2 separate regions of the Homo sapiens genome follow, and region 2 is linked to region 1. A link is a loop called in an ENCODE intact Hi-C map of the cell type or tissue named here. Cell type or tissue: IMR-90. All regions are shown on one strand.

The links. Hi-C counts contacts between places; a loop is a spot of excess contacts. Peaks named below come from ENCODE experiments on the same cell type or tissue, not always from the same donor. Only the 100,000 strongest peaks of a DNase experiment are listed, where the experiment ranks them.
Region 2: a loop joins it to region 1, with 8 times the contacts of the local background. A loop is called at or near these places in 2 of 110 quality-filtered maps.

The regions. Positions count from the first base shown.
Region 1 is chr3:76,569,106-76,571,605 of GRCh38, forward strand. It overlaps a transcript of ROBO2 not described here. Among named protein-coding and RNA genes, the nearest start is that of ROBO2, 470 kb to the right of the region's middle. In IMR-90, a CTCF peak has its summit at 1,547 (motif pointing left); no DNase peak of the experiment used is centred here.
Region 2 is chr3:76,309,364-76,311,863 of GRCh38, forward strand. It overlaps a transcript of ROBO2 not described here. Among named protein-coding and RNA genes, the nearest start is that of ZNF717, 530 kb to the left of the region's middle. In IMR-90, no CTCF peak of the experiment used is centred here; no DNase peak of the experiment used is centred here; H3K4me3 peaks cover 1,236 bases; H3K27ac peaks cover 1,232 bases.

The sequences.
Region 1 (2,500 bases):
TGATAGACACCCATCTATATTTTCTAACATCATAAGTTAAACATGATCATCAAGACTGAAGACAGTTTGGAGACAGGTACAAAGCCACAATCTCAGTCTAAAACAGTTGGGCCAATTGTGTTTCAGTTCAGAAGTTTTCTGGGTCTAGAACAATAAGGGATGCATATACTAGATGTTATAGAACATATACATGTGGGCATCTGGATAAGCACCAGCTAATTAAAAACAAATGTTCCTGTTCAGCAAAATAATGAGTGTTTATAAAAATATAAAATATAATTACATATCTTCATATCAATTGAGATCAAGGCTTGTCGCTGACTTAGTTTGAGTCAGGCCAGGTTTTGCCACATAGAGAATTGTATGGGAAAAACATCAGATTTCAGAGACTTTAGGATTGTGAAATTATAAACAATGAATTATGCACATATACTAGTTTTACTATATATGGAGGTAAAAGGGAGGTATTTGTTGAATACTTGTGATTCAGTAATATTTTAATAAAATGTACCTTTGTTAAGTTGTATAATCCTCAAAATGGGCCTTGTGATGTATGAGTCATTATATCTAGGTAACATAGTCAACTCAAAAGTAGAACCATCCTTGAGAATCCAGCTCTATTCCCAAGTCCTTTCCAACTACCATTATAGCCACCCCATTCTGCGAACACTTTCACTTGGTTGTATTTCTTTTATGCTTATTAAAGGACCCAGAACAGCATTGAGATTCCAATAAGCAGCCAGGTGCAGTGGCTCACACCTGTAATCCCAGCACTTTGAGAGGCCAAGGCCGGAAGATTGCTTGAACTCAGGAGTTCAAGACCAGCCTGGGCAACATAGGGAGACATTGTCTCTAATAAAATTAAAAATAATGATAATAATTAGCTGGGCATAGTGGGGCATGCCTGTAGTCCTAGCTACTTAGGAGGCTGAGGTGGGAGGATTGCTTGAGCCCAGGAGATCGAGGCTGCAGTGAGCTTGATCATGCCTCTGAACTCAAGCCCGGGCAACAAAGCGAGACCCTGCCCCCAAAAATAAAAAATAAAGATTCTAATAAGCACTCAGTAAATATCAACTGTTGGTCAACTACTGATAGCCATTGGATAGTTCTGGGCTCCAATGGAGCTATTGCTTTTTTCCAGTCCAGTTTTGACTAGATCCACAGGGTAAGTAAGCCAGGTTTAGAACAATAAGGTTTATGGTGACTTCACAAACTGTTAATGCATCTGTGGCATACTTAAAACAGAGAGGATAAATCATAGAAATAACTTAGTCTAGACACATTTAAGTAAATTTACACATAAACTTAATGGGATGTAAAAAATAACTCGTACATCTAGAGCGCTTTAAAATAACTCAATTATCAAATAGTAAAAATGAGCAAAACATATTAACCATATAAGGAGCTTTTAAAAGCACACAATCTTTTAAAATAAAATCAATGTGTTGATTTAAAACAAAAGCTTTTTAAGGAATTTTTACTTAGAATTTTGTGCAAACTGCAACTTTTCATCTATTTGCTAAGCTTTTTTTAGAGCTCCCTCTACTGTTCAAATATGAACATGCTCATTGAAATTTAAGGAAGGTAATCTGGTTTAGAAACATACAGGCTGCTGAAGATTTACATTAATAACTTGTGCAAGAATCGTCAAAAATGTGAATTTTCTGCTCTTTTTACTTAAAGTCATCCATCTAGTTTTATAGCCCTGCTCCTCAAATAAGAAAGAAAATATCTCTGTTGTACATCTTATGGATGCATAAATGTTATTTTCAGAATTCTACCTCTCTCCTGACTTAATCAGGAAATATCTGTTAATTTTCTTACCATTTCATGTATGACAAAACTGTATCATACAGAATACAAGAAAAAATGTTCTAAAACTTATGTAATGAAGATTAAAGAAGTCTTAAAATATCATGTGCTTCATAACTCCGGAAGATGAGAGATCATATTTGCACAGGTGATATGAAATTATGTAAGGTCTTTTTATCTCTAGCATGTATAACTCACAGTTCCTGTGTGAGTTAAATAAATATTAAGTATTATGCAGTATTATTGAAAAGAAACCAGGAAATACTAATACAGCATTCAATTAACAAAAGAAAACATTCTCAAAGCCAGATTTGTATGTGTAGGTCATGTTACTTGTTAGGAGATAAGATTTTACCAGAATACATGTAGTGAGTGGTAATGTTTCATTTTATTGGGAAAATGTGTAAATTTCAGATTGTTCTTTGTTTGAAATAATATACAGAATTTTTCCAACTCTGATTAAATCACAAACAATAAAATATAGGAAGCCATAAAATATCTTTTCAATAAAATTACCAGAGTAAATATGAGACCTAGAGGTTTTTATACCAAGATACTGAGAAACAAACCAGTAGTTAACTTCATGAGATAGAATTATCAAAGTGTAAAACTCCAATTAAGATAATGGTAGAGTTTATTAATTTAATAAATCAAGAGACAAAGAACAATATAATTCATAGGAGTTAGG
Region 2 (2,500 bases), 260 kb before region 1:
GAAGTTTTCAAATTGAAAGTTGAATACAGGGTGATTATTGTTTCTAAACTAAGGCACAATGTGAGAGTTTATTTTGTGTATTCCATTAATTTTTTTTGACAAACATAGTTTCCTTTTTATAAAAACAAATTGTAATAACTGTATTTTCAAATTTAATATGTGGCTTATCTTAACAAGATAACTTGCTCTTCTAAAGGTACCTCTTCCAAGAATATGATTTGAAAGCGGTAATTTGTTCCCTTTTGAAAGTGATAACATCATAAAACTGGTGGTTATCATAATATAGAAATTGATTACTTTAAAATACATAAGTGCATAATTCATGTATTGTGTCTCACTGATTAAGGAAATTAGTGACCATACATATACTAACATGTAGACAGATTTAAAATAGTAGCCAGAATGTTTTGATCACGCCAATTCACTTCAGGTGGCAAAGATTCTATCATTTTTATTAATTATTATTGTTACTATTATTGAGACAGTGTCTTGCTCTATCGCCCAGGCTGGAGTATAGTGGCACCATCATGACTTACTGCAGCCTCAACCTCCCAGACTTAAGTGATCCTCTTGCCTCAGCCTCCTGAGTAGCTGGAACTACAGGCGTACCACCATGCATGGCTAATTTTTTTTTTTTTGTAGAGGTGGGGGTCTCACCATGTTGCCCAGTCTGGTATGAAACTCCTGGGTTCAAGTTATACTCCTGCCTTGGCCTCCCAAAGTGCTGGAATTACAGATGTGAGCCACCACGTCAGACAATCCCAAATTAGTTCATTTTATATGTATGCCTTCACCCACGTCATCTTCATCCAGGGGCACTGTCATGTGTTAATTATAACCATACCTTGTGACCAGCAATGTCTGCATAAACATAGTCGCAAAAGACAGAAAGGCTTGAGGAGCTTGTTGTATTTCCATGGTGATGTACACAAACAAATAAAAATATGCTTTCTTGAATGTGTGATTAACACGTTCCAGAAAGCCTTGGCCGTCTATGTTGGTATTTCCAAAAGTTTGCTTATGATATTCATGGTGGGTTCATTAGGGTGACACAGGAACGCCGAAATAAACTGACTTCATTGAACACAGAGGAGAGCTGCAACTACGTATTGAGAACTTGCCCTTCCTGTTTTATTGCTGGGGAGAAAAATTATATACTTATTGTTGTTCATCTAATAAATATTTCAGACCCATTTATGAATCATTAGTGCCGATGCAATCCCCTTTGAATGTCACGAGGTGAAGTAAAGGAAAAATAAGATACATTTTAAGTTCTGAGTCTTCCTCTGCTACATTGCCTGAATCCTCGTCTATCCACACAATAGATTAACTACCCTCTGTGCATACTATATTTTGCTCAGCCCTTAATATTCTGAAGCTGAACTGAAGCAGGCGTTATCCGTGGCGGTTCCTGGGTGGTTTTCAAGCCCAGCACTACCCACCCAAGTGGCGGTGACACCGGCTTTCACTGAAGCCTTATTACTCTTAAAAGAGCAATTTGGTTGGTTGCACGGCTATTAGGATCACACAGGCAGCCTGAAAGCTGTCAGTACAACTGCTTCTCATCTTTTTCACATAATCCTGACATCTTTTCCCTTTTCTGCTGGACACAGACATTACTGTTTTTATCATTTTCAATCAAGCTCACCCAGAACACTGAGGAATATATTCCCACTGAAAGCAAAGTGGAGAACAGAAATTATTTTATAGCTTCTGGAGTAGAAGCAGGGCTGACTGCGTACTGAGGAGAAGGAGCCGGATCCGTGAGAAATGTAGCTTGGCTCAGGGCTACATCAGGAAGCTGCTACTTCAGCTGTTAAAGATGGCAAAACAACACCTACCTCAGGTTTTTCAATGATTAATGCTATTTTCATAACCAGGAGGGAAGAGGATGTGAGAAATTTTGTGAAATTAACTTGTGGAAATGTTATCATCAGAGAAAGTGGAGAAAATTACTAGGCTTGAACTTCTCTTCGTTTTGATGCTCTTCCTCTCTGGACCAACTCTGAGCAAGCTGACCCGGACCCCCTGGAAAGGAAAACCTTGGAAGGGGGGTAAGTGATGAAAGTTTCGTGTTAAAGATCTAAATGGAGTTAGCAAGGCCAGTTACTGCTAACTTAAGGACAGCTGAGGGTGAAGGAGCTGCTTCTGTCTGAAATCAGGTTTTTATTTCAGGAAAGGGGGTCTGCGTTGCAGATAGCTAGAAAGAAGAATTTTCTGTTATTGATATCAATATATTTTTGCAATGTTTGGTTTTCTGGGCTTTCAAAGCATTACAATGATCGTTTCCAGCAGGGAGACTGTAAGAGCAGATGCATGCTTCTCTAGTGCAAGAATATATGTGTTTTCCTTCGGAAGCCGCATTATTTTTAAAAGAAATGGGTTCTGAATATGCTAGATCCCTGAATTGTTGGCAGATTTTGTGAACTGATCAGAGGGATGTCTGAGAAAGGGCATGTTATGAAATGCAGTGCCACCAACACTAATTTTCTGGCTGACT